Linked DNA regions of Mus musculus: regions 1 and 3 are each linked to region 2. The links are chromatin loops, found by intact Hi-C in ENCODE. Cell type or tissue: heart. All regions are shown on one strand.

Region 1 (8,000 bases), 60 kb before region 2:
AGCTGACCTAGGCACAGGGAAAGCAGGGGTGTCCAGGGTGTACCCAGAAGAGAGTAGGGAACACTCAGCTCTCTGCTGCCCGTCTGCTTCCCGAGCTGGTGTTTGACCTATAATTACCGTCTCTTTCCTCTGAGAAAACAGCGACATTGGGAGTAATCTCGGAGCAGAAAAAGGCATTACATAAAGGATGGAGGGTTTATAAATACAGTTAAAATTATAGGATTGTGTCCCCATGTTTAGCTCTCTGAAGAGAGGGCTGGGAAGAGAGGAAGAGAGGAGCAGCCTTCTTCAACTTGACTCGGGTCCTAAAATACCCAGGTGGGACTCTTTAGGGGCCAAGCCAAGCACTTTTCCCAGCCTCAGTCCGGATGTGAAAAATACTGCTTAAAAACAAAGGAGTGTGTGCCTGGATGGTGTGTGTGTGTGTGTGTGTGTGTGTGTGTGTGTGTGTCTGAACACAACCTGTGGGAGTTGGTTTTCTCCTCCACCATGTGGGAGTGGACATCAAACCCAGGTCATCCGGCTCAACTGCAAGAGCCTTTATTTGCCTTGACATCTTGCAAGTCCATCTGGCCAGTCTTCTTACATGACTTTTTAAGGGTTCTTTTTCCTTTTTTTTTTTTTTTTTAAGATTTATTTATTGGTTATATGTAAGTACACTGTAGCTGTCTTCACACACTCCAGAAGAGGGAGTCAGATCTCCTTACGGATGGTTGTGAGCCACCATGTGGTTGCTGGGATTTGAACTCTGGACCTTCGGAAGAGCAGTCGGGTGCTCTTACCCACTGAGCCATCTCACCAGCCCTTTTTTTTTTTTTTTTAAGATTTATTTATTTTATATATGTAAGTACACTGTCACTGTCTTCAGACACTCCAGAAGAGGGCATCAGATCCCATTACAGATGGTTGTGAGCCACCATGTGGTTGCTGGGAACAGAACTCAGGACCTCTGGAAGAACAGATGGTGTTCTTAACCACTGAGCCATCTCTCCAGCCTCCTTTTAAGGTTTCTTACTCACTATCTGATTATTCAGTCTCTTTTCATCCAATTTTCACTAAGAAGACATAACGTTACTTCACCCAGTACCATCCAGCGCCCAGGCTTGAACCAGGGGCCCTGCACATGAGGCCAGCATTCAGCCACTAAGTTATAGATACCCAGCCCTTGTAAAAGTTTGTGTTTTGAGATGGGATCTTCCCTAAATTTCCCAGACTGGCCTAGAACTCACTCTGCAACCCAGACTTGAACTTGGAATCCTGCCTCAGCCTCCTGAGTAACAAGGGTGGCATTGCCACCTGTCCAGCTGACCTCTCAGGCCTTTGAGAACCTATATCTTCCCATGGACCAATGAGATATTATAAACCAGGTTGCTGGTCACAGCTCACTCACTTGTAACCACGGAGACAGTCACCCGAGTCAATCTGCTGTGATGGAGAATGGCGGTCAGACAGTGCTGTGGAAGCGGAGACAGCTAACCTGTCTGAAACAGAAAGAAAAGAAGCATGAGAGAGAGGCAGAGAAACGCAGCGGCAGAGGCCCGAGAAGTCCCTGCTTTTTATGGTTCTCGGGTTGGCCAAACTTTGCTTAGTTTGGAGTCTCAACTATTTCCCCGCAGGAAGTCTTTACCAACATGAGATCGAACGCCATTGATAAGGATTCTGCAGAAACACTGACAATGTTTCATCAGCTCCCGTTAGCTTCGCGGGGGCGAGCCTCAGTACTGTGCTCTCCAGAAAGGGAAAAAGGATGAAAGGTCTCAAGACAACTGTAAACAACTGCAGAAGAGGAAAGGACTGGAAAGACGCCTGATGACGGCTGGCTCTTCCTTCATGTGGAACGAACTTCACGGGAGCAGAACTCTGGAAGAGATGACCGTGATTGTCTTCACACCGATCACCAGTATGTTTTCACTTTCATGGTTGGATCTGAAGCTATTCAGCCCATGTTTGCCACTCAGCAGAGACTCAGAACAGCGGAAGGCAGTTGGCTTCTCCATGCAGAGGTCAAAAGGGCCCCGGGGCTGGAAACATAAGAAACTGACCTCCAGAGCAGCTTGGCCCCGCCCCTTACAGCCCCGCCCCTTACAGCCCCTGTCCTGTTTTCTCACCTGCCTGGAATGTTCCTAAAATGCCTCTGGCTCTCACCTGTTGCAGCTCCCCTTTGACTACAGCAGCAGTTCTCAACTGCAGGTCTCGGCTCTCACAGGGGTCACATATCCTGCATACCAGATATTTCCACTACAATTCATAACAGTATCAAAATTACAGTTATGAAGTAACAATGAAAGTAATTTTGTGGTTGGGGGTCACCATAACAAGAGGCGCTGTATGAGAGTCCCAGTGCGAGGAAGGTTGAGAACCACTGCTCTACAGTGTATTTGCCTCTCTCCATAAAAAGGAAAGTGGGGGAAGAAAATAAGAAAGGTGTTTTGTTTTCCAACATTCCAGATCATGTGATTCTTTTTCTGGCTTCAGGTTTCTTCCTAACACATCTCTAGATGTTCTAGGGACAGCAGGGTGCAGGAGGTGCTGCTCTTGCAAGGGATCCCAGTTCAAGTCCCATCATTCACATGGGACCCCCACTCACAACCACCTGTACCCCCAGCTCCAGGGGAACTCACCACTCTGGCCTCCACAGGCATATGCAATCACGTGCCACACAGCTCCACACACTTATACACAGAAATTAAAATAGTAAACCTTTAAAAGCCTGCCAGGTTAATTGCATTTAAATGTGTTTTCTGTTAAAAAAAAGGGGGGGGGGGAAATAACTAAAATAACCTTTTATTCTTTCTGTCAGAACCAGTGTCTATTAATAATGAATATAAATCTTTTTTTTCCTGTAAGTGTGCTATGGTTTAAAAATGTTTCCTTGGGGGCTGGTGAGATGGCTCAGCGGTTAAGAGTGCCAATTGTTCTTCCAAAGGTCCTGAGTTCAAATCCCAGCAACCACATGGTGGCTCACAACCATCTGTAACAAAATCTGATGTCCTCTTCTGGAGTGTCTGAAGACAGCTACAGTGTACTTACATATAATAAATAAATAAATATTTTAAAAAAATGTTTCCTCAGTGGGCATGGTGGTGCGTGCCTTTAATCACAGCACCAAGAGGCAGAGGCAGGCAGATCTCTGTGAGTTCAAGATCAGTCTGGTCTACAAAGTGAGTTCCAAGACAGCCGGAGTTACCCAGAGAAACCTTGTCTCAGAAAAAAAAAAAAAGTTGTCTTTAAATTTTATGTGTTGGAAACTTAATCCCTACTGATGTTAATTATATCTGGGGATTGGGCCTTGGAGAATTAGGATGAAGTCATGAGGGTAGACCCACAATGTAATTAGTGGCTTTATAAGAAGGTGAGGAGTCTGACTATAGCAGGACAACTCAGTCTCGCCATGTGACAGCCTCCATCATGTGGTGACCTATCAGGAAGGCCTCACCGAATGCCAAGCAGATGCTGGCATCTCATTATTGGCTATCCACAACCATAAACGGAGTAAATCTCTATTCTTTATAAGTGGTAAGATTCTGTGACAGCAAAAGAAAATAGGCGGAGACAACGTTTGCACCCTTATACGCGTGCCTCCGTGTCCCAGCACACACGTGCTCGTCAGAGGACAGCTGCAGAGTTTGTCTCTCCTTCCAGCTCAGGTCATCAGACTTGGTGGCAAGCACCTCTCCCCACAGAATGTCTTGCTGACCCTGGCTTTAATCGTATGTAGTAATGTGGCATTTTTAGAGCACCTGAATTTATTGAATCAATTTCCTGCAGCTAGATAGGTGATCGGTTGGTTGGTCCTTCAGTACTTGCAGGCTCGTGTATATATTTTGTGCAAGCATGTATGTTTTTCGAGGCTTGTGAGCAGCCAGCATCAATTCAACCCAGCATGGAGGTCGAGCTGCCATAGTCTTCATCTGCCATTCACGCATCAAGCAAGCTCTTCCAGGTAAGGGAACAATGTGGTTCCTCTCTACCACGCACCTCCTGCCATCCCTGTCAGAGCTAGACAAATTGATATTGTCTACAAAACAGCCATCTGGAAATGCACTGAGAGCCTCTGAAGAGGACTCCTGTCCTAGGTGGTGACAAGGCAGGCTGAGCAGGTGTCCCTCAGGCACTGCACAAGAGGCCTACAAGCGTCTTCCTGGCCTAGGACAGGAGCAGACACGGGGACACATCTATGGGTTAAAGACCTACAAGTAAAGTCACCAAGGTGTCCCGAAACTGAGAGAATGGATGTTTTCCAGTGTCACATCCAGAACCACCCTCCTGGCTCTGAGGAGTTTAGCCGGGAAGGTGAATGTGTGGTCTTCTAGAGCATAGAGTAGGTAGGAAGCCCAGCCCTGTCCTTGTTCCCTGGTGACAGGATTTCCTGCTCCTGTCACTTTCTGATGCTGCTTCCCCATCTGAAAGCGAGAATATGGATACCTGCTCCAAAACATTGCTGTGAATAATAAATGGAAGAATGTAGTGTGCACACACAGCAGTGTGCAGTCCTTACCACGTGTAGCCCAAGAGAGCCATCAGTGTGGCCCAACACAGAATAATAAAATCTCTTCAAACATTAAACGACATTTTTGTAACTTCATCGAGTGCTTCTCAAATATGAACTCTGTAGATAACAGAGAAGAAAAAGCCTGGACACCCCTGGGACTATAGAAGGACAGAATGTTGGCAATAGTTAGGCTAAATCTACCAGCTCCCTACCCCCATCCCCACTCTCACCCCCACAATTCCCCTCTGAGCTGACAGAACCTCTCAAGCCACTGGCACCTGTCCCAGCACACACTATCCCTCTGGCATGCTGGTGAACTCCTTGAGGGTCTGGATGAGGACTTAATGGCATTGTGCCTCTGAGCCTGGCACAGCATGGTACTCCAACCGTGACTGATTCTGCTGACTTGTGAGAGTGTCCTCTCCTTGCAGATCCAGCATAGCCAGTTTGGACCAGCAGTGAGCAAGCAGCTGGGCCAGCAGCTGAGCTCCCCTCCCCCATGGCAGCCTTCCCAAGCACTTCTCCCTGGAGAGCACAAAGCCAGTTGCCAGCCTCAGGGGAGCCTTGTTATCTCCTTCCTCTGCTCACAGGTTAGAAGATCATGCCCTGATAGCTACCCAGAGAACGGCCTCGGACATTATCAGTGCTGATGAAACTCAGAGGCTCACTCTGAGTGACAACTCCTTCCAGGGAGCCTGTATTCCCAGGACAACCCAAGTCCCACACCCTGGCTTTCCTGTCCAATGCACCTTCTGACACATCTGTGCCACAAAACACAGGACTGATGGCTCAGCAGCCACCAAGACACCTTCATATGAGTGGAGAGAGGTAGGCTGCCAGAATAACTCCGAGCAGGAAGCTCCTGGGAATCGGCCATATGCTTAGAGTCCCAGGTGCCACAGGTAGAGATTTGGAGTTGGTTTTATTCCCTTGGCATTCTCCTGGGGCATTCTCTAGCCACACTAACAGCTGGGGTCCTGCGCACACCACCTGTGATCTACAGACAAGCATCTTAACAAGTATTAACTCATTTAATCAAAGCCCACTGATACAGGTAGCGTTCATCTCTACCTGTGTTACAGTGCAGGAAACCGAGGCACGGTCGTTTGCTCAAGACCACACAGCTCCTAATAGGCAGGTATACACAGTTTAAGCAGGAGATGGGCACACAAAACCATATCATTTCTACGCATTTTATTTAATTCTTATTTTATTTTTTTGTTTTTGAGACAGGGTCTTTCTATGTAGCCCTGGTTGTCCTGGAACTCACTATGGAGACAAAGCTGAGCTGCTCTCGCAGAGATCTGTCTGGCTCTGCTTCCCAGCACTGAGATCAAAGGCACGCACAGCTACGCCTGGCTTTGTTTGTTTTTTAATTTGGGGGCACAGGGTGCTTTTTGAGACAGGGCCTCTCTCGCGAGTGAGACAGTGACTCTGCACACTGGCTTCCAGTGGTCTTGTTTTGGAGATTAGAAGACTAGAGCACAGGTTAACTATGTTCAGATCTCATAGTTAACGACTGGAGGGTAACACAGCAGGTCTGTAAAGCCCCATCCCACTCCAACAAGCAGAGTGAACTATGAAACCACAGGGAAAATGCTCAGGGGGCTTAGGAAAGGACAAGGCATGACCACACACACTGGGAAGGGCAAATCAAACCAGCTGGAAGTGACACTCGGGACTCAGAGGCAGGAGGCCCAGGTGCCAACCCTCCAGTCACTTGCCCTTTTGGTACCTCAGGCCGCAGCAATTAGCCAGACTGGGCATGTGATTGAAGTCTGGTGCTGGTTAATCTAGACACTCTTGAGAGCAGAGCCTTGCTGAAGAATGGTCCTGAATGCAGACAAGGCTCAAATGGGAATTCTAAAGGTTTTCTAATGCTCCCCATTCACCCCCTTGGACATTCCATTTCTTTTGTTTGTCTTGTTCTTTCCTCTTTTCTTCTTCCTCCTCCTCTTCCTCCTCCTCCCTCCCTCCTTTCCTCCTCTTCTGCCTCTTCCTCTCCTTCTTCCCTCCCCCTCCCTCCCTCCTTTTTCTCTTCCTCCTCTCCTTCCTCCTCTTCCCCTGGGGTGTTTGGCCCAGGTTCAAGCTATCTTCAGCTCACTGTTACAATTTTAGGGCTGGGAACATGCCAACTCCATGATAAAGTTCTGCCTTGCATGTATAATGCCCTAGGTTCAACCTCCAGTAGTACAAAAGTAAAAAAAATATAAATAAATGCAAAATAAAAGAATAAAAATAAAAAATTGAAAGATGACTATAATCCTAGAATCACAGACCTGGAAGGAGCCTTGGAGATGGCTCAGTGGCCCCTCCCCCTCTCTGCCACTCATCTTCGTTTCTCCTTGCCTAAGGGAAGCTTGCCCTTGTGAATGGGGCTGACCGGTCAGCTGGGGCACAAAGATCTTGGCATTTACCTGGAACCACACAACAGTGGCAGCCGTATAGATGCTGCCCCCTGGAAGGTAGCTTATCTACCTTACTGGGAACATCAGAGATTCTACCTCATCTTTCCCAGAAGACCTGGGAACACAGAAGCAGGTGGGATCTGATGTGGCAGGTTCCAGCAGGTACCTGCAAGATGTCTTTGCTCATGAGAAGCAGAAACGGTCAATGTCTAGGGGGACTCAGAAACCTCACCAAAGAGGAGGCCAGGGAGGGACTTAAGGCCCAGACAAGCGGCAGGCCTCACTGGGAGGCTGCACTGAAGGCAGGCCTCGAAGGCTGCAACCAACTCCTTGACTGACCACGGGACTGGACCCAGTCACACAGCGTGGCATCCCCAGGCTTTCTCTCCACCACGTAGCTGTCCGGGTGGCTCCTACAGGAAAGAACAAACAAATGATAGCTGTAAAATAATCACACTTTTGAATATCATTCTCTTCCTTGGCAAGGCCTTGTTGATCACCCTGCTTTCTTCCAGATTAGGCAAGGGGAATGGGTACAGAACCCAGGGACTCATCCCATGCCAGCTGTGTCTGAGGCCCAACGTCCCTGGGTGACGATTCTGCTTCAGCACCAGCAGGCACCTCAGGACACCAGCAACCCCAGACCCACACCAGTCATTTCTTAATAGAACCTAACAACACTCAGTAATTACATGTCCACTAAGTGTCAGGTATGCTGATGAGCACTCTGTGTGTTACCTAATGAGTTGGGTGTGTTATTATCCTACCCCATAGACCAGGGCACCACACTGTAAAAGATTAGATCACTGACCCAAGGTTCCCCACCAAATGATGAATTCCACAAGACTACCTGGTTACTGGCACCTCCCAGGGAATTCAGTAATCCTTAACCAGGATGCAAGATGCGCTCAGTGACAGAATGCTTTCCTGGCACGTGAGAGGCCTGGGCTGGATGAGGAGCTAAAAGGCAAAGCAGAGAGGAGTCCGCTCTCTAATTGGAGAACTATCTATGAGGAAGCAGAAAGGATTCATCCTGCAGGCCAGTCAGAGGAGCCAGGGTCATCCACAGTCATTTGAGCCTTCCTCCTCTCTGATTATGT
Region 2 (8,000 bases):
TTTAGGTCTTCATCGCTGACTCCAGCAGGGTCTGTGGGATCACTGAAGCAAAGAGTCATTCCTGGTGTTACTGGTGGTGGTCACAGGGCAGTGAGACCAGGGACAGCTCCAGGGTGGACAAGGTATTGGCTTCTGACAAGAGGCTTGAGCAAATGTGTGAATATGCTGAGAGAAATACAGACAATCCTCTTATTGTCGGGGTTACAGAGAGTAAGAAGAGAAGGCTATGTGCTTTCCACAGAAAGGACAAATTTGAAATAACCAAAAGTTAGCAACAACGTGCAGGGTTCATACCACATGTAGGGATTACACTAAGGCACCATGATGATAGCACAAAAGCCAGGAAGGCAGGAAGGATGGGTAGACTAATGTTTCTTTCTTTATATGTGGAATGCTATAATCATATTTTAAGAAATATCATTGGTAAGTTCCAAAGCATATTCAAATTTCTAGGGAAACTACCGAGACAACCACGACTTTGAAAAGCTAACCAGCCAATAAAAGGCAAAACGGAGAGTTAAAAACCTCTTGTTTTGCTTCACATAGAAGAAAGCAGAAGAAGAGGTCAAAGGAAATGGAGAAAAGATAGGATATATTGAAAATAAGTAGCAAAACAATGGGCTTAAACCCAACTGTGCTGACGATTGCACTAAATATAGCTGTTTATTGCTTCTACTAGAAGGCAGGCTGGATAAACAGGATGGTCCAGAAAAGCCTTACTACAAAGCCGACAATTGAGGGTCTGTTGAGATGACTCAGTGAGGAAAGGTGCTTGCCACCAAGCCTGAGCACCTGAGGCCAATCTCTGGCCCCACTTGGTGGAAGGAGAGAAACAACTCTCATCATTTGTGTTTTGACTTCAATGCATGCACATGTGCACACACACACTAAAAGAAATAAATAAATGTAATTTAAAAATCAATCCAACTTCTTATATATAAAGAACAATTGAAAAGATATTTGAAGGTGAAGAGAAAAAAGTCATGCATATATAGTAAGAAGGAGCAACATGGACAAGACCCTGCAGGGAACACTAAGGCCCTGAGGGGAGCACCAGAATCCTGCAGGGAGCACCAAGACCCTGCAGAGAACATCAAGACCCTTGCAAAGAGTGCCAAGACCCTGCAAGGAGCACCAAGACCCTGCAAGGAGCACCAAGACCCTGCAAAGAGCACCAAGACCCTGCAAAGAGCACCAAGACCCTGCAAAGAGCACCAAAACCCTGCAAGGAGCACCAAGACCCTGCAAGGAGCACCAAAACCCTGCAAGGAGCACCAAGATCCTGCAAGGAGCACCAAGACCCTGCAAAGAGCACTTAGACCCTGCAAGGAACACCAAGACCCTGCAGGGAGCACTAAGACCCTGTAAAGAGCACTTAGACCCTGAAGTGAGCACTTGTGTCTGTTGGGTCACAGTGGGGAGGTCAGTGCTGCTAGAACAGAGAAAGTCAAAAGGAAAGGACTGAGCAAGTGGTCAGAGGGTTGAGGGTTAAGGGTTGAAGGGGATGTGTGAGAGAGTCTCTGTGTGTGTGAGTGTGTATCTGTGTATGTATATGTGTGTCTGTGTGTGTGCATGTGTGTGAGTATGTGTGTTTGTACATCTGGCTGTATAAGGATGTCTATGTATGTCTGTCTGTGAGTATGTGTGTATGTGTGCTTGTGTGAGTGTGAGTGTGTGTGTGTGTGTGTGTGTGTGTGTGTGTTTGTGATTCATTACATAGGACCTTAAATGCCACCGCAAGATCTTTGGGTTTTACTCTGAATGAAATGGGAAAGCATTTTTTTTCATAGTCTTAAACAAATACTAATTTTAATTAACTTTGTCACAATACAGCTTAAATATGGTTCTTGCCAGTCTAAATGTACTCTGTGAGCTTTGGCAAGTGTCTAGCTACATGGAAGCACTGTCATCATCCAGAACATCTCCACTGCTTCCTCTGGAGGATGGAAACTGAGAGGTGGCTTGGAAGATTGTGGCAAGAGTCTTGGTGACAGAAAATGATGGCTAGCCTGGGAGAACATGAAGCTGGAAACAGATTCTGGGTGTAAACTGATAGTAGAGCCAACAGGGATTTCTGGCAGTTTGGCTATAAGTTGTGAAGGGGAAAGTCACATGTGACTTCAAGGTTTGGCCCAAGGACTAGGGCTGTCACTGATGGAATAGAGGTGTGTGTGTGTGTGTGTGTGTGTGTGTGTGTGTGTGTGTGTGTAGCAGACAGGAGTATGGATGGAACGGAGGGGTGTGGAGAGAGCAGACATGGCAGCAGAGTCTCAGTCTCAGATGCCTCCAGTTTAAGATTCTAAATGACATTTACTTGAGGATGGAGAATAAACAGTTCTGAAATGCCCAGCTTATTGGAACAACCCAACTCAGGAGAGTTCTGAGTGAGGAGACTTAGGAGTGTGCACACGATCCAACATAAGCTTCAGCGTTTCCAACGAGAAGTCTGATTTCCTGGATTCTCCATGATGGAAACATTCAGAAATATTTCTAGGATTTGCATGTGGCCACAGGACCTCATAAGTATTCCTCACAACCCGACTAGCTGTGATCTTGAATCTGCTTTTCCTGAGTCAGCACACTTTACCATAACCAGCCAGCCCAGACCTCAGTGCTCATGGAGATAAAGACCACAGAGCCACAGAGTCAAGGGCTTAAAGATAGCAGAAAGGTCACCCCACCCCACACTCACACTAACAGTACAGCTAAGAGCTCGTTAGTATCATCAGAAGGGAAGTATCTCCCACTTCCAAGGGCTCTCTCTTCCCTGGATGGAAGGCTCCATTAGAGAGTTCTCTCTTGCGTGACGCACAAACCTACCTCGCTGTTGTTCCTCTGTTTGCATCTAAGATACCGGAATAAATAAACGCTGAGCTATGTTTAGTGACTAAGACACAATGTGCAAGAGTGTTGACTGGACCACAGAGCTCTTGGCTTTCAGTACTTTGTGGGACCTGTCAAATGGTTTAGGTTTCAAAACTTAAAACTCTTGGCTTCACTAACCCCCAACCCCAATCTCTCAGTCGAGAGGTTTCCTGAATGTTGGAAGGGAAAGTAAACCAAACGGGCGTTTGTTTCTCATCAGTGAAAGCAAAGAGCTTGGGAGAGGTGCACTGACCTATTTTTGTCCTTGTGTGGTGGAGGGTTGCCAAGAACAAGCAAAGGCGTTTTCCTGTGGTCAACACCAGAGTTCAGAGATCAGGATGGTGGTGCTGGGCCTTGAGGCTGAAGAAGGAAGATTCAGGAATAAGATTCAGACTCTGGGAGCCATCAGGTCTGTCTTAGATCCACATTCAAGACACCTTAGCCTTCATATCCCTGAATCCTCTTCTGCCTGGGCCAACATTGTTCTGCTAGTAGAAAGCAGACAACAAGTCTATGTGCAGGTTTCTCAGCACCTCCAGAGCTCTGTGGGATGCTGTGACTGCTGGTATTTGTTCTGAGTCCCAAATGCAGGCCGCTGGCTCCTTTTGGCTACATTCCTAGGGTGGCAAGGCATTCGGTGTTATGGCACAGAAGACAAAGGGGTGGAGTTAACACAAAGCATTTGAGGACTGTCCCAGATTCAAAGGTTGAAGACAGTTCAGGGGAACACTGACTTCACAGACCCAGAGATCTGGGTTCCAAACTTTGCCTGTGGGACCCAGGAGAACAGGGATCCAGTGACAGCAATTTGGGTGATAAATCACCAGGAGGTCCTGGATTCTTCTGCACTTGCATTTTCTTTGATGATCCATCCCAAGTGTGAATTCAAAGTGCATTAAAAAAAAAAACTAATATTTTTAATGCAGATGTCAAAAATCAACATAAAATACAGATTTTTCAGTAAGTCTGAGATGACTCAGAAAGCTTGAACCTCCCCCCCCCAACCCCCCATGGCTGCAGAGCCCTTCTGCTTAACAGAAGGGATGGGGCAGATACTCAGCTGCTAACCTCTGAACGCCCTGCCCTCGCTCCAAGGACTGTATTGACACCCTTTTCTCATCTACACGGACAACTTAACACTTGATTACCAGCCTGTCCCTTAGCAACCGAAGGGAGCGAGTGGCCGATATGTCCTGTGCTTGTGATCACTCAATAAAAGCCAGGCGATTATGTAACCCACCTGAGTGTGCCTCCCATGGGGCATGCAGTTGGGGTGCCCCCACACACACCTGCTAATCTGGCCTCTCCTCCCTCAGCAAGCTTCCTGCTTGGCCCTAGTGGGTGCTCTGGGCGCCAGTCTGACTTTCTTGGATTTGCTTTCTATTCTTTTGGCAGGCTCTGGAGCAGGTGCGATTGATTCCTTTTGTGTTTGTTTAGAAATGCTCTTGACCCGCTGTGAGGACTCAGGCCTCCCTTAGGGTGGTTTGGTTTGCTTCCGTTCCTTTGTGGCTGTGTTTACAACGGTGTTTATTTGGTGCGGTTTCTTGGAACTGAAATGTGTATTCTCTGGAGACATGAACACTGGGTAGACATAATGACATTCCTTGGATTTGGAGGGTCCCCAGAATGTAGTAATCTCTCTCCAGGCACTAGAACTACACAGAATGGATAGGGCTTTATTATTGAAACTACAGCAAGGGCCGTAGCATGGCTCAGCCAAGAAGGGGGCTTGCTGCCAACCTGATGTTCTGAGATCAATCCCCAGAACCCACATGGGAGAAACAGAATGGACTCTTGCGAGTTGTTCTTTGGCCACATGAGTGCTGTGGCCCACATACCCACATCCACATAAAATAACTAAATGTAAAAAAAAAAAAAGTTGTTATTCAGAAAAAAATTTTTTTGAGAGAGGGTCTCAGGCTGTCCTTGAACTCCTGATTCTGCCTCACTGTTCTTATATTACATGTAAGTCCTGGACTATGGGTGTGTGCACCGTGCCTAGTTTATGTGGTGCTAGGGACTGAGCCTAGAGCTTCATGCATGTTAGATAAGCACTCTACTGATTGAGCTACATCTCTAGCCCCTGGAAGAGCATCAAACAAGCCAAGCGCTGCACTAATGCAGAAAAGAATTAACCAGCCGCGTCCAGCCCAGCCCAGACGACTTTGTCACCTCCTCACACCATCTATACAGCACAGCCAAAGTGGATTTACCATCATTGGCAACTTGACGACACGCTACAATGCAGCTTACAATTGTCAGTAACTCCTGCTCCAGGGGTCTTACACCCTCACACAGACATACCTTCAACACAAATGTACGTAAAATAAAAATAAGTAAATTACATAATCACCGTAGAAACAGACCTCCATGTGCTCCCATGAGGGTGTTTCTAGGAATCTTTAACTGAAGAGAGAGGACATATCCCAAATGTAGGCAACACCACACCTCGAGCTGGGGTCCCAACCTGAAGAACAAAGAAAAAGCAAGCTAAGCACCCACACTCCCTTCTCTGCTTGCTTCTGTGGTTACAATGAGACCAGCCTCCTTGATCTCTTGGGGCCATGCCTGTCCTGAGCTATGCACCTTGGAACTGGGAGCCTCCGTCCTCCTTAAGTTGCTATTGTCAGGAATCCAGTCACACCAAGGAAAAGAAGAATGACTGATCAGGCAGTTTGCCTCTCATTTGTTCATGCTTCCAGATTTTGAATGCTTAATATCACTAGTATTCAATATTTAGCTTTATTAGGCTAAGGTGTTGCTGGGTAAAATCCCTGTCTCAGGAGTTCATAGTTTGGGAATTAAGCAAAATCAGAAACATAAAACTGTCCTATTTCAAGTTCAGTTTGGAAGGAAGGAAATAGACTTCTCCCATGGGTTTAAGCAGTGAAGTCAAAATCTAACAAAAGGGCACAGACAGGAGCATAAGAACTAAAGTTGCTTCAGATGAGTCACCCATTCAGCCAACATTTGCTGACTGCTCCCTTAAGGCCTGTGGCAGGCTGGGAACAGACAGTTTCTGGGTTTTGCTTTTGTTTGTTTGTTTGTTTGTTTGTTTGTTTTAGAGGCAGGGTTTCTCGGTGTTGCCCTGGCTGTCCTGGAACTCACTCTGTAGACCAGGTTGACCTTGAACTTGGAGCTCTGCCTGCCTCTGCCTCCTGAGTGCTGGGGTTAAACACTTTCCATTTTTATGGAGCAGCGTTCAGAAGAGTGGGCTTCAGACAGTGAGAGGGAGATTGCAACCTGGACCTACTGCTGCTGATTCTGTGCATGAGCGAGCTGCTGGCCTTCTCTGAGCCTCACAGTCCTTAGCCAAAAACAGAGGGCCAGCAAAGTGGCCAGAAAATGCGGGAAAGTTCCATGAGTTTGCCCTCTGACCTTTGCAGACACACATTTATGTAATACACATTGTCCATACACACAGTATCAAATTTAAATTTTTCAGGGCTGGAGAGATGGCTCAGCGGATAAGAGTACTGACTGCTCTTCTGAAGGTCCTGAGTTCAAATTCTAGCAACCACACGGTGGCTCACAACCACCGGTAATGAGATCTGACACCCTCTTCTGGTGTGTCTGAAGACAGCTACAGTGTGCTTATATATAATAATAAATAAATAAATCTTTGGGCCTGAGCGAGCAAGGCCAACAGGAGTGAGCAGAGGTCCTAAAAATTCAATTCCCAATAACCACATGAAGACTCACAACCATCTGTACAGTTACAGTGTACTCGTATACATAAAATAAATAAATAAATCTTAAAAAAATTTCAAACGGAGAAACTGTCTAACACACTGGATCACTGAGAATGGCAGGGTTCTTTAGATTTTTTTTTTTTTTTTTTTTTTTGGTTGTTTGTTTGGCTTGCTTTGGCTTTCTAAGACAGGGCTTCTCTGTATAGCCTTAGCTGTTTTGGAGCTCCCTCTGTAGACCAGGCTGGCCTCAAACTGACAAAGATCCCTCTGCCTCCACCTCCGCCTCCGCCTCCACCTCCGCCTCCGCCTCCGCCTCCGCCTCCGCCTCCGCCTCCGCCTCTGCCTCCTTAGAGCTGGGGTTAAAGGTGTGCACCTCACCACCTGGCTAACAGTTGTATTTTTTTAATGTTATATTTATTATTATTGTGGGGAAGCACATACCAGGATAGTGGACATGTGGTTGGAGTCAGTTCTGCACACCTTTGTATGGGTTCCAGGGACTAAACTAAGGTCACTTAAGCTTGCAAGACAAGTCTCTTTCCTTTACCTGCTGAGCCATCTCCCTGGCCAGCTCTATCTTCATTGATAGAACATAGCTGTGTTCCATGCACAATCACGTGTAAGTGTGAGCTGCCCAATGTGTGGCTGCTGCACTCAGCTCTTGTCTGCTACAACAACGGCTTGTTGGATTAACTGTCCCAGCTCACACTGGGTTTCGGTGGTGTCTGTAAACTGGGTGCCCTCAGAGCTGTGTCCCCGCTCCCAAGTACATTCACTGTTCAAGGGCCTCCGCCGGACTGAGTCAGCTCTCACTGCTTGGGTGGGGCAGGAAGCTGCCACGGATGAAGCTTGCTCTTCTGCTCCTTCAGGCTCCTATGTGTTCCTTCAGTTTCCACTCCTACCAACGCCCAGGTTCTTGAACTCGCTTGGCCTGCCTCCACTCTTGCTGTCCAGGTTGGCACTGGCTTGTCTGCTTGCTGCTGACTTCCTGACTTAACTGACCAAGTCCAAAGCCCCCGTCTGTCTTGTGGCTTGATGAATACAGCGTTACCTGTCTTAGAAGTCACCACTAACCTTGCTGTCTCTCACCCCGACACAGCAGCTGCTACCCTCTGCTCCAACATGACTGTGTTCTGTTTTGGTTGCGAGCCTGGCCTTTAACAGCTGAGCCATCTCTCCAGCCCTCACCCAACCCTCTCAATATGCATTCTGAGTTCTGGGAGTGTGCAGGGAATGTGCAAATGGACAGCTTGCCCCTTCTCTGAGACACTGTCACCGTCTTCATAAGCACAAAAATGGTGCTGCTGCCGGGAACAGTGGCACACAGCTTCAGTCCCAGCAGAAGTGGGCTGGTCTGTGAGTCTGAGGACAGCCTGGTGCATGTGGACTGAGCAGAGACTAGGTCCAGTGAAGAGGGTGAGAAGACCTGGTCTGGACTCAGAG
Region 3 (8,000 bases), 67 kb after region 2:
GACAGTTATTCTCCAGTTATTCCATACCATGGGCTCAGCCCTGAAGTCATAGATACTAAATAATAAATAAGCACAACATGTTATATTTATATTTAGCATGCATGCATATGTGTGTATGCAACAATAACAAAGACAGAGAAGCCATGATTTTGAGACCAGGGAGGGGTAGAAGGCAAGAGTAAAGGGAAAGGGGAAAAGAATATATGTTATATATTTTTTTAATTTATTAAAACAAAGGCAGGGCATGGTGGTGCATTCCTTTAGACTTAGCAGGTGGGAGGAGAGGCAGGTAAATCTCTCGTAAGTTCAAGCCCAGCCTGGTTTACATAATAAGTTCCAGGTCAACTAGGCTACTTAGAGATCCTGTCTCAAACCAAACCAAACCAACAAAACCACACTTAAAAATTCCCTTAGTTGGGTACGATGTTTCAGTGAGTATGACACCTGTTGCCAAGCCTGAAGAATTGAATTCAATATTCATAATCCACATGGTAGGAGAGAACTGGGCTCCCATAAATTGTTTTTGATCTCTCCATGCATGCCATGTGTGTAACATGGGCACACATGTGGCGGTCAGAGGACAACTTGCCGGAGTAAATTCTTTCCTTCCATTGTGTGGGTTCCAGGGATCAACTTCAGGGCATCAGGAATGATAGAAAAAGCTCCTTTACTCACTGAGCCATGTTGCTGGTCCCTTAATCTTTTCCCAGTAATTCTAGATGTTACTAAGGAAACAGCCTAAACATGACTATCATGTATGTTAACATGAACTTAGTGAGCAAGATAGTCAGGAAGATAAAAATGCACTTGCTGTGCAAGCTTGGCAGCCTGAGTCTGGTCACAAGAGACCATGGTGGAGAAAAATGACTTCTAAAGGTTGTCCTCTGATTTTCACACATGCACACCAACACGAGCACACCACACATAACAGGAATAAACCGGTCACTGAAGGATGACTTGTCCAAGTCTGCTCAGAGCTCCCTACAGCGTAGGAAATCGATTTCCCCTGTGTCTCATTCACCAGAAAATGCTGCTGTATGCTCAGTTACACGTGCAGAAAAGAACTTTATCTCCTAAATGCTTCTCCTTCAGAAGTTCTCTTGGAATTCAATGAAATTTGACACTTTAATGTCATCTGGTCCCCACACACAGAGTATGGATTGAAGAATGCACTGTTCAGTCACAGTAGTTTAGCAGTTACACTGTCCCCTAAATATTTATTCAGACCTCACATATAGGAAAACTGCATTAATGAGTTTAATGGCCACTTTCTTTTCTAGAAAGAGGATGTACTATGGTCATGTTTCGAGCTTCTGTCTACTACACATACGACTACAGCAGCACAACCACACACATGGGTGGTAAACTGCAGCAGGGTCAGGGCCTAAGATAGTCTTATTTGCTGGCATGCTTGATCCATATATTGCAAAAAGGCAGGGCTGCTGATGGGCTGGGGGTCTTATAAGCTGAACTTGACTTCCCACATGCCCGATGATGCCTTCAATGATGTAAGTTGCATCTACTCACTTTCCACAAGCATAGCAATTCCCCACCCCAACGCCACCAGCTACCGAGTGACTCACTGGGCTATATCCAGGAAAGGAGGAAGGAACACCCCCAGAGCTGCTGGCCATCCTCAAAAGGTTGGGAAAGAGATCAGACCGATATTCTATAGGGAGCAAGAAGCCAGGAGAGACTAAAACAAGGCATCATGCATACCCGAGGATGGGTTCTGGGGTGTGTGGCTTAAACAATCTTAGGAAGTAGTCTACTTTTTATTTCTGAAGGTTCCCATCTTTCTACAAGATCAAAGGGAACAGTTATTCTCTTCTCTTGAGATAAAACTTTTTGCAAGTGTGAATTTATTCACTTTCGTTTGCTTAAGAATGTGAACCCACATTCTTGAAGACTGAAAAAATTTTGCAGTTAAGATGCTTGTTTAAAGTAGCTAGTAATGACTCAGTTTTTTTTTTTTTAACTATTGTTTTAAAGCAGTGGTTCTCAACCTTGCTAATGTTGTAACCCTTTAATACAGTTCTCCACACGTCGTGGAAACCTTTACCCTTTAAAGTTTTCATTGTTACTTTATAACTGTAATTTTGCTGTTATGAATTGTAAATATCTGATATACAGGCTATCTGATGTGACCCTCAAGGGAGTTGGGACCCACAGGTTGAGAACTACTGGTTTAAAAGCTGCATCTGTGTTTATTCTACATCAAATTACTGACCCCCAAAACACCAGGGTGCCCTTAATCTTCTGAATATATTTCTATCACTCAAAGTGACTTGCTTCTTTTCTCCCAAGTCCATATGACTCTGACATCTTGGTGCTTATCTGTAGCATGTAGGACTAGCAGCAGGCCTGCCAGCCAGTGTAGTCCCCGTATAACAGTCTTTGCTTAAGCATTTGATGACTGAGAGTGCTTTGATGTTTCTCTAAAAAAATTTACAAGTCATAAATACAGAAGAGCAACGTACCAGATCTAGCAAGCACCCCCAAAAATTTAATACTAAAGGTGTATGAATTTCATCACCATGTTTACGGTAAGGTGTCTAAAACATCTAGAAGAAAGTAACTAAAACTCCATCCATCTTTATATTACCTATTTTCATTAAAAAAATAACACAAACTACCCTTTCACCTTTTATAACAAATGCATATATGCTCAGAAAGCTGAATCTTTACCATGTTCTCTATTCTCACCAGAGTTTGAGAACCATTGCAGTAGGGCTAAGTAAACTATAAACAGTTAATACCAAAGAAATTAAGAGTTACATCCATCTTTTTGCCTAACAAATTCCTTAAAGAGAGATTTGATTCTCCCTACTGTTAAGAGCCACTCATGTCATGAATGGTGGCTCATGAACAGTCTATAGTCCTAACACTTGGTAGGCTAAGGTAGAAAGATCATGTATTCCAGGCCAACCTAAGTACACACAGAGATCTTGCCTCAAAAGCAAGCAAATACAGTAACAACTGCCTATTTACACATACACTTCTCTAAAACCTTACCACAGCAGGAGCAAGTCCTTTTGAATTTTGTTTCTTCTTGGGCTTTGAAGGGGTTTGCTTGTCTGCAGTATTGTGAGCTCCACTGATTTGATTCACTTGTCTATAAAATCCATCTGAAAGGTTCCAAAGATTTTAATGTTTTCTGATTTCAAGCTGAAAGCAATATTTAATCATTTCTATAGAACCTCAAATTTTGTGATTTTTGACTAACTAGTATAAAAACAAAACCGAAAAACCCCGAAGAGACTCAGTAGAGGTAAAGACACTTGTCACCAAGCCTGATGACCTGAATTTGATTCCCTGCTCACATGTTCAAAAGGGAAAACAGATCCACATGCGCTGTGGTTGTGTATACACACAATGAAAAAGCAAACAAAGTTTAACAAAACAAAAAAACAAAATCCCAAAGAGCCCATGGTGAGTTTAATCACACAAAGAAAGAAAAACACAGATATAGTTATAGTTTTATTCTTAATGGCTAAAACACAAACAATCAAGGCACCCTTCAGTGGATGAGTGGATACAATGTGGTATTCCTGCCCAAAGAGTAATTCTGTGCAAAGAGAAAGATACGACATGACTCCATTTATGAAAATCTGGAGAACCACGGACAGTTATAGTGGTAGCAAGGCTTCGTGAGGAAGTAGAAACACCAGAGCAGACATATTTTAGGGCAATGAAAGTACTCTATATATTACAATGGCGGATACATGTCATATATTTGTCAATATCCATAGTATGTGTAACATGAAAAATAAACCCTGATACAAATTATGAATTAATTATGTATGAGCCAATGCTTAACAGCTTAAAAATGTACCAACTGAATGACTGCAAAGGCTGCATCTGTGTAGGTGTTCAGTATATATGAAATTCTCTGCACTTTAATGCTGATATAAAATTAAAACTGCTCCACTGCCAGGCAGTGGTGGCGCACGCCTTTAATCCCAGCACTTGGGAGGCAGAGGCAGGTGGATTTCTGGGTTCAAGACCAGCCTGGTCTACAAAGTGAGTTCCAGGACAGCCAGGGCTATACAGAGAAACCCTGTCTCGAAAAACAAACAAACAAACAAAAAAAAAAAAAAACCCAAAAAACCAACCAGCCAAACAAACAAAAAAACCCAAAAAACTGCTCCACAAAAATAGTTTAACATTTTAAAATCAATACATAAATTAATAATAAACACACCAACGACCATCTCCTTTAATACCACCCTGTACAATACAAGCTTATATTCAATTTAATCTGATTTTTTTTAAAAGGCATTTTTTTGTGTGTGTGAGGGGAGTGGAGGTCAGAGGACAACTTAAGGAGTTCTCTCCTACTTGTAGGAACTGAACTTGGGTAGTTGAGGTTTGATGGATAGCACCTTTATCTGATGAGCCATCTTGTCAGGATAAAAAAAGGAAAATTAAAAGCAAACAAAAACATCTCAACCAAACCTTTATTCAGTGAACTATACATCAGTAGTTTTAATTCTATCAATAATTTAGATAGACGGAATTATAATTCAGAGACAATGTGAAACTAAGAACATCTATTAATAGCTTTGCAATAATCATTACCTTGAGACTTGAGCAGGAAGGGAACACAAGTGCCCCCTGCTGGTATCAGATGAAATCACTAGCATTTCATTTTATTTTGAGCATTAAGCACTTATTAAAATTAAGACAGAACTAGCTTACCTTTTTTGTTACACCTGGTGTCCCAGATCATAATGTTGCCGTCTCTCCCCCCTGTAGAGAACACAGCTGTGGGAAGAGGCCATCAAGATGTTGGAAACGAATCAAAGACACATTCCATTCCCCTTCCCCAGAGAACACATTCTCCAAAAGCACTGAATTTGCCACCAGAGATGATAGTAAGAAAACGACAGCGTAGCAACTGTTAGCACAGAGGAGAGCTTACTGTCTAAGATAGCTCACGCTCTACACAGTTCTCACACATTACCTCAATGTGCCTGCCAATCTAGTAGGTAAGCACTAATCTTCCTATTTTGAGGTAAGGAACGTCTAAAAGTCCTCTTTCTTAGCAGATCAAAGTACTACCTCTGGGTATGAAAGAGGCAGCAGCATTGAATAGAACACAGAATTCCCACTTATTTGTACTGTTTATATTTTAGGTAACAGTGGAAGCTAGGTATATAGCTTCAGTGGTACAGCATTTGCCTAGTATGCACAAGGCCACTGCAAAATAGGCACATTTACAAAATATTTAAAAAGGAATTCTGCTCCCTATATGGAAGAGTGAGCAATTAACAAACTGATTCAACTATAATAATAGCTATAAATTGAACAAAGTCCCATAACAACTACTTGAGAGCTTTGTGGACACTGAATAAAAACACCTAATTTTGTAGGAGTTAACAACTAAATCAGGTGATTAGATGGAGCAATCGAGGCAAAGGTAACCAAATGCCAACAGAGAAACCTGCCAGCTTCCTTTTAAGATAGAGGAAGCAGGAAAGAGACTAGGGGTGGAGAGGGGCTCTATCACAACAAGAGCTGCCCAAGCAGCAGGTGAACTAGACACAGAGAGAACCTTTACTTATGTCTTCAAACTCAGCCTCTCTGGATGATATAGTGGAGTTAACAAATTGACTGATAGATCCATTGCTCTCCCATATTAATTACTACACAACTCTGAGTAAACTAAAAACTGTTTAAATACACAGTTAAAAACAGAAAATTTTATGGTATATAATATGTTTTGAATAGTTTGCCCTCTTATCCTCCAACAAGGTAAAAGTAGGGCTCTACCTTCATCAAAGCAGCTTCTTTTGGCAGCAGATGGAAACTGTTTACATACAGAGAGCCACACTGCTCAAGATTCAAATAAGTCATGGTCGTATGCCCACCCTCAGTTGGTACATCTATAACATAACTCCTACACCCAAGACCCAGTGAACACTGCAGGAGCCAGAGTGTGAAAGATTCCGAGAGCCAGAAGGGCAGAATACCTGCTCTGAGATGGTGGCTTCTAGACGGCCACTGTGCCTCTGAGATCTCAACAGTGTGGCTGCCTAATCAAAACCTACACAATGACTATACCAGTTGACATGCTAGCATGGGTAGAGGGAATTTCATAAAGCTTCACCCTTAGATGAAGAACTATAGGAAAATCAATTTCCTCTATGGACCAGCCTCCCAATAAATTTCTAATCCCCAGGGGTCAGCCTTAAATACATGCACAAAAAAAGCAACATTAAATGGACTCAGTAGGTTGTACATAGTGGTAGGTCCAAAGGAAACTATTTTCCCAAATTCCAAAAGGCAGATGAGGCAAAAGGCTAACTGTGGTGCTTATTAGCATTCCAAAGCACACTTTGTCCTTCAGGTTCCCTTGGCATCAAAAGTACCTGTTACAATTTTCTAAGTCCTAGCTCTTCTCACCATCACTACTCTAATAAAACTTCCCCAGTTCATGCCCCCCCCCCCCCATTACTCACTGTCCTTATAATCCTGCTTTTTCAGCTATGTTCCCTCTGTCTAAACCCTTCCCACTTTGTCCCTCATGCTTTGCTCATGGCCGGGTCCAGTCTGCTGGCTGGCCATGTTTAGTCTACTTTTTCTCTCAGTTCTATTCTTCTCGATACCATTGGATTTTCTCTCTCATACCTACAATAAAAGCTTTCTAATACCATGGACTGGTCATATTGTCAGTTTGTACATATATACTTGCTAGTGTGGCCCACTTTCCCTCAGCCAACCAAAAATTCAAATTAACTTTCAGGTTTTTATCTCTAAACAGGTGTGAGCTTTATTATACTTCTGCTTAATAATGAAAAATTAGGAAAAAAAATTGTCAGAAGGTCTGCCCATGATCAAGCAGGAAGTAGCTAAAAGAACAGCAATATCCCCACAGTTACAGACGTCTGACACATACATACATACATATTTGAGAATGTGGAGTTACACACGATGAGCTGGAGGGGAGAGGTAGAAATACTATGAATATAATATTCACTTAGGAAATTCTCAAAGTTAAGTTTAAATTTAAAAAACATTCCTCAACTGTAGCAATACACTGGAATCCCTTGATGAAGTAAAACAGACAGACAGGCGCACAGATAACCTGGCTCAACTACTAGAGATTACCATTGAATTAGCATGTTAAAAAAACCATCAGATAACCAAAGATCACTAGTGTTGAGAACCACCAGTTTAGGATGAAGAACTGACTGGCTTTAAACAAGGTGAAGAATTAGAAAGGTTCAAATATATTTAAGTTTTTAGGAGACAAGAAAATACATTCACAGTTAATTTAAATTATCTACCAGAAAATCTAATGCTATTCCTCCTCATTCTGGCCAAAGTGCCTAACTTACCAGTCTTTAGAGGACAGCCATTCAGGGAGGCAAATTTCACTAGCACCAACTAGTATCCAATTAGGATTCACTACTATTCAATTAGGATCATTAGTATCTTGTTCATATAGGGTTGAATAAACTGGACCAATCAACTTTTTTACTATGTTAGCATAAAACTAAAAAAAAAAAAAAAAAAAAAAAAAAAAACCACATAAAACCCCCACTAACATTTATAGTCTCCAGGTTTTTTTAAAAAATGAGTACAGGGGCTGGTGAGGTGGCTCAGTGGGTAAGAGCACCCGACTGCTCTTCCAAAGGTCCAGAGTTCAAATCCCAGCAACCACATGGTGGCTCACAACCATCCGTGATGAGATCTGACTCCCTCTTCTGAAGTGTCTGAAGACAGCTACAATGTATTTCCATATAATAAATAAATAAATCTTAAAAAAAAAATGAGTACATACCTCATGTTTTTTTTTTTAAAAAAAGGCTCTCTTCAGACATAACATATTACATTACAGATGGTTATGAGCCACTATGTTGCTGGGAATTGAAGTCAGAACCTCTGGAAGAGCAGTCAATGCTCTTAATCGCTGAGCCATCTCTCCAGCCCCCTCCCTGGCCCCCCAACCTCATTATTATGCTCATAATTATTTTCCTGACTTAAATGGTGTT

The links. Peaks named below come from ENCODE experiments on the same cell type or tissue, not always from the same donor. Only the 100,000 strongest peaks of a DNase experiment are listed, where the experiment ranks them.
Region 1: it touches region 2 in a loop (6-fold over the local background); 4 of 42 quality-filtered maps call a loop at or near these places.
Region 3: it touches region 2 in a loop (3-fold over the local background); 5 of 42 quality-filtered maps call a loop at or near these places.

The regions. Positions count from the first base shown.
Region 1 is chr1:191,430,668-191,438,667 of GRCm38, forward strand. It overlaps Gm31987 (a long non-coding RNA gene), which reads right to left and starts at 2,075. Exons shown (of 3, transcript XR_373879.4): 1 at 1,628-2,075; 2 at 1,391-1,481. It overlaps Gm32200 (predicted gene, 32200), which reads right to left. Exons shown (of 6, transcript NR_151615.1): 6 at 5,673-7,313. In heart, no CTCF peak of the experiment used is centred here; DNase peaks (open chromatin) are centred at 4,974 and 6,154; H3K27ac peaks cover 1,814 bases.
Region 2 is chr1:191,491,054-191,499,053 of GRCm38, forward strand. No RefSeq gene overlaps it. Among named protein-coding and RNA genes, the nearest start is that of Gm32334, 7.7 kb to the left of the region's middle. In heart, CTCF peaks have their summits at 4,184 and 7,425; DNase peaks (open chromatin) are centred at 3,138, 3,493, 4,228 and 7,428; H3K27ac peaks cover 2,819 bases.
Region 3 is chr1:191,558,410-191,566,409 of GRCm38, forward strand. It overlaps Dtl (denticleless E3 ubiquitin protein ligase), which reads right to left. Exons shown (of 15, transcript NM_029766.3): 6 at 4,702-4,767; 7 at 3,016-3,128. Among named protein-coding and RNA genes, the nearest start is that of Dtl, 13 kb to the right of the region's middle. In heart, a CTCF peak has its summit at 4,625 (motif pointing left); a DNase peak (open chromatin) is centred at 1,572.